Regions from separate parts of the Mus musculus genome. Here region 1 is linked to region 2. Evidence: chromatin loops called from intact Hi-C (ENCODE). Cell type or tissue: left cerebral cortex. All regions are shown on one strand. Each heading gives the region's core, and the rest is flanking DNA. Links, peaks and the distances in the headings are about the cores only.

Region 1 (7,433 bases), core at 2,185-6,184, 370 kb after region 2:
GTGATACAATGTTTTGACAAAAACAACTTCAGGTTTTATACAGACTAAGTTTTATACTGACTGGGTAAGGAGGTGGAGACAAGGGAAACATGAGTCAGCCGGTCACAACTGCAGATGCAGTCAGAGAGCAGAGAGTGACGGCTGCTACTGTTCCGCTCACCTCACTTTCTCCATTTTGATGGGTCCAGGCTCCCCATCAGGGAGCAGAGCCGCCCACTCCTTAGGGTGAATCGTCCCACCTCATCGAACATAATATAACCCTGCATAAGCAAACCGGGAGACTTGTCTCACAGATAATTCTACACCCTATCAAGTTAACAATCAGTAGTGACCATTGCAGTCTTCCTGTATTTCAGAATTATCTTGCCTGTGTTTATAAAATTTTGTTGTGGGGCTAGATGGAGAGAGGGCTCAATGAGTAAGAGCACTGACTGCTCTTCCAGAGGTCCTGAGTTCAATTCCCAGCAACTACATGGTGGCTCACAGCCGTTTATAATGGGATCTGATGCCCTCTTTCTTCTGGTGTGCCTGAAGACAGTTACAGTAATTTTGTTGTGTCTTCATAGACATTTAATTAAATGTATATTTCAACTTAGAGTGAATTGACATCCTTGAAAAACTGGATCTTCCAACCCAGGAACAAGGTATGTCTCTGCTTTCATTTAGATATTTATTTTTTTCATTATTATTTCTACTTTTTAAGTCTCTAGTCCAGACATGCTTTGTCGGTTTACACTTCAATATTTATTTTTCCTGAGTGAAGAGATATGCTAATATACCTTTAAGGCTATTGGGGTCCAGGAGTCATCTCACAAACCACATGAACACCCATCTCAGTCAAGTCTACAAACATCTGTGCCGTGTTATTCCACCAATCGGGATTTAGGGATAAGGGATTATCTTAGGAACATATCTTTGCTGTACACTTATCCTGCTCCCATTGATTGGGCTATTCAACGTGACAGGGGTCTTGCCTTGTCTACATTCATGTCTTAACTTGTCAACCAGGATGTCAGTTATCCACATACATGACTCTCTCTGCCAAGTAGGATGTCAGTTCCCAGGGAGGTCTTGGGAACTTAAACTTTACTCAACCACTACTCAAAATGGAAGTCTTTTTTCCAAATAGTTTCTTATATTGGTGCGGATGTCTCTCTTATGTTGGGGTGCATCCCAGGGGCAGCGTATACAATAAAAGTTCATACACAGGTGCAGGAAGTGCTACCTCGTGGTTGGTTTGGGTCCAAGCTTATTGTGGCTAATTATACAAAGCAGGTTTTTTTCCCTTTTGGTTTTTCGAGACAGGGTTTCTCTGCATAGCCCTGGCTGTCCTGGAACTCACTCTGTAGACCACGCTGGCCTCAAACTCAGAAATTCGCCTGCCTCTGCCTCCCAAGTGCTGGGATTAAAGGTGTGCGCCAGTTCTAACTGACTTCTGTTGTGATTGGTTTCCAAGAACCAATCACAGAACAAAGCACAAAGCCCAGAAAATTCTAGTAACAGGGTATTGAGAAAGTTTCCTTATGCCATTAGTAAAAGCACAAAATGGCAGGCTAGACATGTAACAATTACCCAGACCGTAACTGGCAATTGTCCACATGCTCATTGGTAGAAACATAACTGACTTGTGTCGTTTCTCTGGTGTCCTGTTGACTTACTAAGCTGACACGTTTGGGGAAGGGATAAAGTTTTGGTTTTGTTGTGCTGTTTTGTTTCATAGGGTTTGCGGACTCTTTGGGACTTCCAGCACGGGCGATCATATCATTGTACCGGTTATGTCTCACTGCTGTGACAAAATGCCTGGCAAAGCAGCTTAAGGAGGGGTTCTATCTCACCCTCCCCCACCCCAGCCCCACCCCTCCCCTATTCCTACAAAAGTAACAGTTTAGCAGGAAGCCACCAAAGAGAACTCTTAAAATTAAGAGAGTGATGAGCCAGGTGGGTGTAGTGGTTCACGCCTTTAATTCCATCACTCAGGAGGCAGAGACAGGTGGATCTCTGTGAGTTCGAGGACAACCTGGTCTACAATCGAGTTCAGGACAGCCAGGGCTCCACAGAGAAACCCTGTCTAAAATGGCAAAACAAACAAACAAAAGAATGAAGAAGATGCCAAAGAGTGGCTCTTCACAATTGATGGTTCCTGGTGGAGGCGTGGGAACGGAGGACACAGTTCTATCTTAGGAGCAGGCCACGGGAGTCTAACCACCCTCCAGAGAGTATGCAGTTAAAACAAAGTGAACTCGTTTGTTTCTTATTTCTTTTTATTTGTTGCTTCTTTGGGGGTAGGGGGAAGTCACAAGGCAGGGTGGACATGGGAGGGATTGCGATTGAGTACATGATGGGAAACTCTCAGAGAATCAATAAAAGTGTTGCTAGTCTTTAGCTAAGGATTTCTACATGGACATTTATTGTCTCTCTGATGTGAAGCAACACTAATTCATAGAGTAATTGAGAAGGGCTTCTGTCTCCTCTGCGTTTTTGCAAAAGGGGGTAAAGGTTGGTGCCAGTTCCTCTTCAAATGCCTGGAATAACAATAGGCTTTGGGGTGGGGGGGGGAGAGAATAGAGAGGGGCCATGAACTGAGGGTTCCAGAAAAAGCCACACCCATGTAAAGATTCTATCAGGTTGATTGAGTCATTGCCACCTCTGAGCTGGGGGAGTTGGAATGTTGCTGGTCCAGAGCCAAATTATCCTGGGTTATCTTAGCCTCCTCAGAGCCATTTATTGGCCACCTCTGTGTGTGATATAATAGCCTGTGACTATTAGTTAAATCTTTCTGGAACATACAAACAGACCCCTACCTTCTACCCACCCACAGGCTAAGTGCCCTCAAACAGTGTCAAGGCCATGGCAGGGGTTCCCTGCTTTGCTGAACCCCCGCACCCCAACCGTCTATCTGATATTCCCACAAATGTGTTCTAAAGAGCCTTGATTTAAGCTTTGCTTTGTTCCATTACTGTAAAAACTTCACAGGACTGATACAGTGCTGGAATGTGTAGTATCCAGAGTAAACTTCGTGTTCCTGGGTCACGGCCATTTACATTTAGCTCCAGAATAAGCTGTCTCCTCTTCCCCTTGAGGCAGGAGCTGTGTTTCTGTTGATGGTACATTTTAATAATTTATTTAATTTTATTGTATGTGCATTGCTGTGAGGGCAACAGGTCCCTTGAAACTGGAGTTGCAGACAGTTGTGAGCTGCCATGTGGGTGCTGGGAATTGAACCTGAGATCTTTGGAAGACCAGACAGTACTCTTAACCCCTGAACCATGTCTCCAGCCCCAAGAAGTGGATCACTTATTTACTTATTTATTTCTTTTGAAACGCATCGTCTCTTACATAGTCTGACTGTCCTGGAATTCACTATGAAGACAAGGATAGCTTCGAACTCACAGAGATCTGCCTGCCTCTGCCTCCCAAGTGCTGGGATTAAAGGCTTACGGCCACTGCCAGGCAGTGGTGATGGTACATTTTAATCATTCCATTTCATAGTGGAAGGAGCTTTTGAAATCGGTATCTTGTGGAAGATGTATTTGCTAATTTGTGCAGTTCCAACAGTCGGTCCCTCTCTGTAAGCTGTCAGTGTTACAGGTGTGGGTGCTTTGCAGGGTCCCTTGGTCACACCCTTGCGGCCGGCCGCAGAGTCTCTTCCATTCCCATTATTATTAGCGTTTGGTCCTCTCCTTTCTCAGCCCTGCAAGATGCGTATTGATCCTTTCAAAGGGCCGGCTCCGTTCTGTTGCAGACTTCTTGCGTTGTTTTTAATTTCACTTCCTAGATTTCCTTCTTCAGATCTGTTTGGGTTTATTATTTGGTCCTTCTTATCTGGATTGAAGTCTAGTTAAGAGACTTGATCTTTTGTCTCCCTTCTGGTTTTCCCGGTGTAAATCTCCTTCCCAGCTAGGCTTTAGCTGCGAGCCCCGGGGCTGAATTTGATACAATGTATTTTCATTTCTCCTCAGTTCACAGTCTTTGTTTTAATTTCCCTTGAGAATCTTTCTTAACCATGGATCATTTAAAACTAGGTTACCTGGGCTCTGGTTGACTGTGACACACTGTCGTGGCACACACTTCACGGTGCTGGAAAAGAGTGTGTCTGAGTGGGTGGGATGCTCCGTGTGGTGTGTAGCCCTCGCTGGCAGAATAACTGCGATCCTCTCTGTCCTTGCCTTTGCTAAGGAGCAAAGCTGCTCACTGGTCAGGCCTCCCTACAGCGCATGTGCCTGCTCTGAGCAATAAGCTCCTCTTTGGCCTTGCTACCTAAAGCAAGCAGCAGCTGCCTGTGCCCTTTGCGTTAGAAAATGGGTTTTTCTAACCTCCCCCATCTTTGAAGCTAGACTCATAAACCCTCCTGGGTGACCCAGTTTTCTGTGCCATCTCTTTCCTGCTGTGGGCTTATGGGATGATGTGTTAGACTGCCATTATCCAGGACCCTTAGGGAAGAAATCCCGCAGGAGATGAACTCACAGAGGGACCTTGTTAGGCTCTGGCTCCAGTAAAATGCATAAAAGTGACCTCTATCTCCTCTTAGAATTCAGAAAGCCAAAAAGAACATTATTCCCACACAATTAAGGAGAAGTGTTAGATCATTCCCCAAAGCAGCAGAGCACAGGTCACAGGGAACAAAGAAAAGGACTGAGTGTACAAACATTCAGACCTTCATTCTCCCATGTTAAAACCTGCCTGTGTTTCAGTACTCCCTGCTCCCCCCCGCCCCCCAAGTTGCCGGCTGTGTACATAACTTAATGCTATCTGATATACAAAGGACCTGGACCATAAATGCCAGCCACCGTGTGACTGAATGCTCTCAGAACCATATTAAACAGCCAGAGTGTGTGAAAGGAAAAGTTCCTGGCAGGGTGGGAGGTGGGGAATCAAAGTTCATCCAGGCAGACTGCTGCTCAACAGCTCAGCAGGTGCAGGGACCAGGCAGGGAGCTTTGCAGGGAGCCAGAGACCACGGCTCTCCTCTCAATGCAGCAAGAGAAACTGAAGGTTTGCAGCCCCAGAGCAGAGGACAGAGAACCACTGTGAAATTACATTGGTGACAGAGGTCAAGCCAATTGAGCCGACCAGTTTCCTGCTGAAGACTGGATCCAGGTCACCAGACACCTTTGTCCTGAGGACAAAGAGGTCAAGAAATTCCTCAGAAATGTCATCCATGCTAAGTGCGGAAGCATGCACACCTATGACCCCAGCATTTAGGATGCAAATGTAAGAGGATCAGGAGTTCAAGGCTAGCCTCAGCTACAAAACAAATTAGAGCAACCTAGACTCCTTTAAGACTTTGCCACTACCACCCCCAGGGCTACACAGAGAAACCGTGTCTTGGGGTAGATGGGGGAAAGGAGAGAGACTTTTCTTTGTATGGCAACAGGCTGTGGAATTTGGGAAGCCAGGTTTAGGTGTCTTAATCTCACCACACTCTTAGGCAGAATAGCTTAATCCCCATGTTGGGTATCCTTGCCTAGTAGCGTCTGAGAGTGTGCTGTCTCAGCAGGGAACAGGTCAGGATGTATGTGGCTCCCACGTGCCTTAGGCGTCCACTAAAGGTATGTCCCTAGGGCTTCTAAACCAGATGTCACTGCCACTGAGGACCAGGACTGTCTTGTGTTGTTGGAGACTCTTGGTCAGCGTTTTCAGAGTCCTCTAGAAATGGCTACCTGCGGTTAGAGTTCAATCATGCAAGGAAAAGTGTGTCTATGCATGGAATCCTTTGTACACATAACACAACATTTATCATTTTGACTACCTGAGGTGTAGTTTGCTAAGAGTTCGTTCATACTGCCACGCAGCCGTCACCACCCCTGTCTAGAACTTTCCATCCTCCCATCCTCCCAAGCACCGATTCCCCAGCCTCCGGCACCTTCCACTCTCTTTTTGCCCCTACCAGTTTGGATGCTTCATCTCTGTTTTTCTGCTAAAAGCAACCCTGACCTACAGCAACTTAAGGGAGAAAGAGGTTGGGGGTGACCAACACTCGGAGGCAAAGTCAATGATTTTGGTCAGCTTCCAGATCCTTCAAGAGCCCAGCCATCTAGCCCTGACCTTGCCTCAGGGCCATTCCACTGACTGCAGATCCTGTCTTCCCTGGTGTATTTTGGTGACAGTGTGAAGTACTGCATTCGGTGTGACTACATACCTCTGCCATCATGGGTCTATAGCACAATTCCTTTATGAAGATGGCCAGAGCTATTGTGTCTCGCAAGGTCCCCAGAAAGAGCAGAAAGCCACCAGGTTTAACACTCAAGTACGATGAGATAGTGTAAAATATCTCATTAATTTTATATCAATTGTCTATTGAAATGAAAGCACTTTGGCCATGTTACTTTAATTAAAAAGCTTATTAATTTCTCCCGAGCTCTGGCTGTTTAATATGGTTCTGAGAGCATTCAGTCACACGGTGGCTGGCATTTATGGTCCAGGTCCTTTGCATATCAGATAGCATTATGTTATGTACACAGCCGGCAACTTGGGCGGGGGGCCAGGGAGTACGGGAACACAGGCAGGTTTCAATATGGGAAAGGGGAAACTGAAGTAGGGTGACCCTAGCCAGAAGATATGACCAGATGGGAAGAGAGCAGATGTGGATTTGACCCTCAGCTAGCCACGGGGGGTGGGGGTGGGGTGGGGGGTGGCACACCTAAGATGAAATTGGGGAAGTAGACAGAGTGAAAGCAGATACTCCTCTCCCTCCTCCCCTCGCTCTCCCCCTCCTCCTCCAAATCCCTCTCTTCCTCTCCCTCCTCTCCTTCCTCCCCCTCCTCTTCCTCCTTTCCCCCTCCTCCATCTTCATTGTCATCTTCTTTAAATTTTCTTTTTTTTAAAGATTCATTTATTATTATTCATTAGTACACTGTAGCTGTCTTCAGACACACCAGAAGAGGGTGTCCGATCTCATTATGGGTGGTTGTGAGCCACCATGTGGTTGCTGGGATTTGAACTCAGGACCTTTGGAAGAGCAGTCAATGCTCTTAACTGCTGAGTCATCTCGCCAGCCCTATCTTCTTTAAATTTTACATGTATGGATGTTTTGCTTTGCGTGTATGCCTGTGTACGGCATGTCTGTCTATGTACAGTGTGAATGCTTGGTACTTGCTGAGGTCTGAGAAGGATGCTACATCAGCTGGAACTGGACTTACAGATGGTTATAAGCCACCACATGGGTGCTGGGAACTGAACCCAGGTCCTTTCAAAGGACTACAAGTGCTCTTAACCACCGAGCCAACTCTCCAGCCCTCCGAGTTCTATTCATTATTCATGTATATCAGGGCTGTTGGCCCTCTGCATCAAGATGCCAGCCTTTTGGTCTGGGGCAGATGCAGCCTCAGACTTCTGATATGTGCCCAAGCCTGATGGCATCCAGAGATGTGTTCCTTCGGTAGCTACAGCTTCTGGGGACATGTCAAAGTCTTAGTTTTGTAATTGTCTGTTTCA
Region 2 (7,433 bases), core at 2,171-6,170:
ATGTCCCCGTTAAGAAAATGCAGCTGCTCGCCTCTTCCAGAGCACCACCATCTAAGGTCAGCCTCCTACAAAAGTCTCTATTTTTGAGGGTAGGTCAGTTTAACCCCTGTGAGCCTCAGTTTCCCCACCTGTAAGTAATTGCACTAGATCATGTCTTGACAGGTCCTGAGATTCCTCGGCTGTGGCCTTGATGCTTTCGTATCTTATCTGTAGAGAATGATAAGGGTCCGAATTTTACTTACCGCATGGATAATGTGCTTTGGAACTCTTTAGAGATTCTTTTTATTTTTTACACTCCTAGATCTTTTTTATAGAGAACACACAATTGAAATGCATATTATGATGTAATTTTCGGTTTGCTTGTTCTATACAAACACGGCCTTGCCTTCTAGACTCAGCTTTTAACCAGGGACACGATTCGCCTTTATAAAAAAAAAAAGTCTTCATTAAAAAAGAAAACACCAAAAAGGTCTTCATTTAATTTCAAGATAATTAGGCATGGCGTCCAGAGAGGAACTGGCTGCTATTAGCTGTGAAGTCTGAGCTGAAAAGAATGGGTGTTGGGTGGACAAACCTCAGTCCGGCACTTGATGGGGTTGGTGCCAAAGAACCCATTCCATCCATGTCCGCACGCATGTCTTGACATGGTGGGTCATGCCCGGCAGGCTCTGTCTCCTCGGAGAGCTGTGTGCTGTCAGTCACAGGCAGGGTGGTCCATGTTTCACTCTGGAAGGGTTCCTCAGCCTCTGGAGGGATTCTTTCCTGTCCAGGTTTCTCCTAGACCCTGAGACCTGCTTGTCACTCACCCTATGTAAGTGAGAGTGCCGTGGGATCCTTCCACGGGGCGGAGTCTGAGCTCAGGATACAAGAGCTGCCAGGCTGGTGCAGGACAGGGTATCCTGGGAAGTTGATAAAGGATGTTGACCAGAACAGGCGAGGGGTCAGAGGTCACCCAGCATTGCTCAAGCTCTGCAGACTCGAGGAAGGCTGACAGCCATCCTAGGGGACTCTGCACCCTTGTCCCTTATCCACTGTCCATAGGGGCCATGGTGTGTGGTTCTACCTTTCCCCATACATAGCCCGAATCCCAGAGATGCTGCCTGGATTTCTAGACCATTCCCTTTTCTTCTTCTTCTTCCCATTGGTCTTAGTCATGGTAGGAGATACCGGGAAGTGTGCGCCTACCTGCCACGGACGTTAAAGTCAGACTTCCCTTGCAGTTGGGTTCCCTAGAAGGTGAGTTCCTTCAGTTGAAAGGAAGGATTGCATTGGGTTTAAGGCTACACCACCTCCTCCTGTTGGCTGATAAAATAAAAGTCCTCACGTAAAAAACAACAGCCCAAGGACAGAATTTACAGGGCTTTGTCAGAGAGAGGCCTGTGGGGCCGTGTCAGATTGAGGCTCAGAAAAGGCTGAGCATAAGGGTGGGGCTGCTAGCCTCTGTCTACCCCTTTCTTTGTCCACCCCCCACCCCCACCCCCACCCCAGTCTCTCCTGCCTCCTCTTCTACCCTTTGTCCAGAGAGAGTTAAACTCTCTGGTGTTACTTCTAGGGAGTAGGGGATGAATCAGCGAATGTTGCACACAGTAGGGGCAAGAATCTTTCTTCTTCACCTGGAGGTGGAGAGAGGCACCCATTAGAACCAGAAAATGGAACATGAAGCTTAGAATTTCTGAGAAACCCAAACCCAAGGCAGGGGGCAGACAATATCTGCAAAGCAGAAAATACCCAAGTGTGCCCCTGACAACAGAAAAACAGACTGAAGGCAAACACCTTCCCTTGGGAAGTGTCTGGGCACAGTGCAATCCCTTCTGGCTTCTCCATCTAGTAGTCACCCATCAAACCTTCATTGATCTGATTTTCCCCCTGTTCCAGGCCCCGAGGCCAGGGAAGACACCTTCCTTTTGGGCTTACTTTCATGGGCAGCTACTCTCTCTTTCTCTAGGTAGCATTGGGGCGGGAAGGGGCTGGCAAGATACTGAGGGCCATCAGAGCCCCTGTCAGACATCTGAGTCCCTGCTTTCTGGCTTTTCCAGCAGTCATTGTGCAAACATAAAATGCAACTCGGGTGCAGTGGCTATCTACTCCGTCAGTTGCTCTACCACTCAAAGAGAAGGCGGAGGGGAGTAGCCAGTCTGCTCTCTGTCCCCTGAGGGATTTACATCCCAAGAGCCCATTATGAATGCCTTTAGCCTACCCAGAGGCCAGCCTTGCTTGCATCTCAGTGGGGGTGGCCCCGTTCTTTCCTAGACAGCACTAGTGGGCCACCACCGGTCAGACGCACTGGTGTCTGTGTACTTCGGGAATGTTTATCTGTGATTTTGCACATGCACTCTCGTGCACGTTGTGCACATGAGCACGTGGGCAGGCCCACTCACGCGCATGTCCAATAGGGTTATTCTGTAGCTTTTCCTTCATGTCAGTAGCCCAGCGGCCTCCAAGTCCTTCCCAGTCACCTTTACTCCAAGGAGGAAAGAGAAAATTCATCCACGCCTACAGCGCAAGAGACGAAAGTCTCTTATGGCTATTGTTGAATACGAACTAAAGGAGAATGAGAATGTGACAGACAGACAAACGGAACCCAGCAGGGGGAGCTCGAGGAGCAGACTGTGTTAATATAAAAAGTTAGATACTTGGAAGAAATAAAACTGCTAATAAAATATTTTATATAAAAATTTTTACGTGCATTTGGTGTCAAATGCTCCAAGTGATTTTGGCAGGTTTTTTTGCTGAGTCAAATCCACATTTCCACCAGCTGAAGATGGGTGTGTCTGCCTGGTAAAGGGTTCTGATCGCTTGTGTGGTCCAACCCACTGTGGAGTCGGCCTGCTCTCTGAGCACTCTCTCTGCAACTGTCTCTTGGTTGTATTCCCTTAGATGCCTAACCCACAGTCCTCTGCTGAGATCATGTGACCCTGGTCTCCAACAGCACCAGGTGAGGCTCAAACCCCTGGAACATGAGAGCTGCCACTACCCCGCTCCAACTCCCGCAGAGGCACAGCCAAGACAGCTCTGCCATGTCTCCTCCCTGTGCCCTAGCAGCTGCATCAGGGGGTGCCCTGCTCAAGGCTCTATAAGAGTCAGGTGTCAGGGAAGCACAGGTACACACTGGGGCTCTAAAACCTAAGAGTTGTGACTAATGCTGTCAGGACCCTCTCTCCACCTCTGCCTTTCAGGTCCCCAGGGAAGGCTCAGGGATAACATTTGGGCTCATTTGGGAATAGTCTTTCCAGCCTGAGATCTTGGAAAGGGCGTGAGTTCACTCCTGTCTTAGGGTTACCATTGTTGTGATGAAACATGGCGACCAAAGCAACTTGGGGAGAAAAGGCTTTACGTAGCTTACACTTCTGTATCACCGTTCATCACTGAAAGAAGTCAGGGCAGGAACTCAGGACAGGAGGCTGGAGGCAGGAGGGGTGCTGCTGCCTGGCTTGCTCTCCATGCCTCGCTCAGCCTGCCACCTTATAGAACCCAGGACCTTCAGCCCAGGGATGGAGCCACCACAATGAGCTGGGCCCTTCCCTGTCAATCACTCATTAAGAAAATGCCTTCAGGGCTTCCCTGCAACCTGATATTACAGAGGTGTTCCCTTCCCTCAGATAATTTTAGCTTGTGTCAAGCTGACATAAAACTCTCCACTCCATATCCATATCCACTCCATATCCACACTCCATATCTCCACTCCATATCCACACCACTCCATAGACAGAACAGCAAACTTTGATGTGAAGCCACAGCTGCTTCAGTGCGGCCCCTCTCGATGCAACAGTGCTGGTCTCTGCCTGTCAGCACTGGATGGACCAAACAGCATCATCAGTCACCCGGGATGTTGTTTGCCTGCCGCTCGGTGTGATGCGAACTTTATCCAGTTAGGGGTCTTGTCTAAATGTTCCCTGAGTCCTGAGGTCTGGGCTCCAGAAACCTGTACATCTATGAGGTTCCTCTCCACAGTGAGAGGCAGAGATGCTGAGACTAGTCAGGGGGCCTCTAGCTATGTGGTGGCCCTTGCTGGTAACCTGCTGGGGCCTGCACTTGGTTCTTCATGAATAATCCTTGCTTTGAGCAGCCAGCATGGTGCTCCTGTTGATGTTCTACCTCTCCATGGCTAAAAACCTTCCTTGCCCCCCCCACACACACCCTCCCCCACAGCAGCACTGAAAGCTCCCACCAAACCTTTCTGAATGGAAGTGGGGCGGGGGCGGGGGCGGGGCAAGGACTCACACAGGCTCACCTGTCTCTGGGCTGTCACCAGCACAGTCTCTCCTAGGAGACCAGATTACCACCTCCTTTGATGTATCCAAGAAGACAGTGACAAATGCCTGTGGGTGCCTAAGCGCGCCCTCTAGTGGTCACTGGAGCTGCACGCTCACAATATGTGGAGCAGATCCATCCTCTGGAAGAGAACATGAGAGGCAGATTAGGGTTAGGGGTAGGGTCACAGATTAGAAAGACTGCAGCAGCCAGACCAGGGGGGCACAAGGACAGCTGCACGGAAAGGCACCTAGTAATCTCTGTGCCAGGAAGAAGGTTAGATGTACAACAGGGTCATCCTGGGGAAGGGGACATGCCATCTCAGAAGCAATGAGCAGGACCAAGAGCTTATGTCCCTGGCAACACACCTCAAATCTCAAACTCTGCCTGAGTGGGGAATTGACAGAGAGGAGGTGGTGGTGGTGGTGATGGTGGTGTGTGTGTGTGTGTGTGTGTGTGTGTGTGTGAGAGAGAGAGAGAGAGAGAGAGAGAGATGCTTTGTTTTCATTTGCTTACTTGCTTGAAGCAGGGTCTCACTAGGTAGTCCTGCCCAGTCTATAACTCACTGTCTAGACCAAGCTAGCTTTGAATTCACAGTGATCTTTATTCCTCTGCTTCCCAAGTGCCCTGTGGTATAAGACAATTTATTGAATCCCCCTATTATAACATACATGCATTCTGTTCCTCTATAGAATTTCATGAATTCCATGAATTCTCGGCTAACACAAACACCATGAACCCCAGCTAACACACACATACAGAGAGAGAGAGAAAGAGAGAGAGAGAACCCTCTCCTTGTTACATCACACTCTATAGTCAAGTCTGCACACAAACTTTTGAAAGATATATACATTCCTATTAGGTATGATGGGATAAACTAATGCAATATGTGTTGGCATGTCCATACCCCAAAGGAGGTAATGAGGGACCAGGGTCCATTGCAATTACCAAAAACAGACCACCTGTAAGGACAGGAGTCCTGCCCAGCAAGCTGAGTGGGCATCCATGTAGTGCGGGCATCACTACACTGGAGTGGATACCGTTCCATAAAGCTCCATGCTAGGGAAATGCAGGGCAGTGTAAGCCATAAAACAAGAGCGACATGCCCGGACTTTGGGGCGGGGGGAGGGTTGTTTTGTTTTGTTTTTGTTTTGTTATGCGGGGGAGTCAGGTTAACATAAGGTTGAATCGTTTGGGAAGAGGGAACCTTGACTGGAAAAGTGCCTCCCTCTGGGCTGGAGAGATGGCTCAGCGGTTAAAAGCACTAGCTGCTCTTCCAGAGGTCCTGAGTTCAATTCCCAGCAACCACATGGTGGCTCACAGCCATCTGTAATGGGATCCGATGTCCTTTTCTGGTGTGTCTGAAGACAGCGACAGTGTACTCATAAAATAAATAAAAATTTTAAAAGTGCCTGTGGGCAAATCAAAAAGGTGCTTTATTGATTATTGATTGATGGGGGGGGGCAGCCCACTGTGGTTGTGCCATCCCTAGATAAGTGGTCCTGGGTTGTATAAGAAAGCAAGCTAAGCAAGCCACGGGGGACAAGCCAGTAAGCAGCGTTTCCCTGTGGCCTCTGTTCCCGTGTCTAGGTTTCTTCCTTGATATCCCTTAGTGATGGACTGTAATGTCTAAACCACATCAACCTCCCTTTAGCCCCGAGTTATACAACACAGGACAGCATCTGGGTTCAAATCGTGACAACAGATTTGAACCCCCCTGAGCAGACAGGACCCTGGACTGTCCCAGGCAGAGACAGGAGTCTATGGGTGACATCTTACACATCACAAACTCCCTCTACCTCTGACCTTGTATCTACTCAAAGCCAGCCTTATCCCCACATTCATATGGTACTGAGAGATGCACCCCAAGTTTCTGAACACCCACAGAACAATGCATTTAGACTATGTCAACCCCAAGCCTTAGACAGGGAACAGCACAAAAATGGACTTGGATGGGTGTGATGGTTTGTATATGCTTGGCCCAAGGGAGTGGCACTATTGGAAGGTGTGGCCTTGTTGGAATAGGTGTGTCGCTGTGGGTGTGGGCTTTAGGACCTGCATCCTAGCTGCCTGGAAGCCAATCTTCCACTAGCAGCCTTCAGATGAAGATGTAGAACTCTCAGCATCTCCTGCACCATGCCTGCCTGGATGCTGCCATGTTCCTGCCTTGGTGATAATGGACTGAACCTCTGAACCTGTAAGCCAGTCCCAACTACATGTTGTCTTTATGAGAGTTGCCTTGGTCATGATGTCTGTTCACAGCAGTAAAACCCTAACTAAGACGATGGGAGGTACTTTTCTTTGGCCCATGTGAGTCCCATGTCTCCCACTGGAGATTCCAGGATGCTGCAGGGTGACTCTGGCCTTGCCAGTCACAGCTGAGAAGGTCTCAGCACTCAGCACTGGCTCCATTGACAGTGTCAGAAGAATTAACAACTGTAGGGCACCACACAGGCCAGGGCTGCTCAAGGGAATGGCTGGCTTGTGATGAGATGCTGTCGGGAAGCTAGAGAGAGTAGACAAGGTCAGAGGATGCGAGGTAAGGAGCAGCCGCTACTCCAGGCTGCCAGCAGAGGGCGGTGTGGGGCCGTGTGAGTTTTATTTGAGGTTCTGATTTGGTCCGGGTGGGCTCACAGCTGACTTCACTTAGGCCTGGAAGATGTTAACGGTGAATGCCACAGCTCCTGGAATGTTGCCAGATTGCTTTCAGCTAAGTCTACACCGTCCTACCCCAGGTCTCTGAGGAAGAAGTGTAGCATCCTTAGCTCCCATGGTGAAGGAAGGCCAGGCAGAGATAGGTGAATGGGTGCTGTAAGCAAAAAGAGATGAAGACCAGGCCTGCTGCATCCCCAGGAGCAAAGGATGCCCTGCCTCACAGAGAAGGGGTTGCCCAGCCTCAGAAAGACAGTGACCCCATGGCATGACTAGGGATCAGAAAGTGGCAAGATCCAGTTTTCTTCTATAAGCTTCAGATAGGGAGGTGGCCAGTGCTGATGACCACTGTGAGATTAACACAGCCAAGGTTAGCACAACTGAACTCTGTTGGAGAAATTCGGATCCTACAGACTGGTACAAAGAGCCCCTCTGGAACTGGGTTTGCATTTTATTTGTATAATATAAACATGGGCTTTATGTGCCAGAGAGAGCTGGGGGAGGGGGTACTTCACCTCCAAAATCAACCA

Evidence for each region. Hi-C counts contacts between places; a loop is a spot of excess contacts. Peaks named below come from ENCODE experiments on the same cell type or tissue, not always from the same donor. Only the 100,000 strongest peaks of a DNase experiment are listed, where the experiment ranks them.
Region 1: it touches region 2 in a loop (3.0-fold over the local background); 10 of 42 quality-filtered maps call a loop at or near these places.

The regions. Positions count from the first base shown.
Region 1 is chr17:31,482,724-31,490,156 of GRCm38, forward strand. No RefSeq gene overlaps it. Among named protein-coding and RNA genes, the nearest start is that of Wdr4, 26 kb to the right of the region's middle. In left cerebral cortex, for the core only: no CTCF peak of the experiment used is centred there; a DNase peak (open chromatin) is centred at 4,215.
Region 2 is chr17:31,115,310-31,122,742 of GRCm38, forward strand. It overlaps Abcg1 (ATP binding cassette subfamily G member 1), which reads left to right. Exons shown (of 15, transcript NM_009593.2): 15 at 1-2,675. Among named protein-coding and RNA genes, the nearest start is that of Tff3, 11 kb to the right of the region's middle. In left cerebral cortex, for the core only: CTCF peaks have their summits at 2,585 (motif pointing right) and 4,361 (motif pointing left); a DNase peak (open chromatin) is centred at 4,346.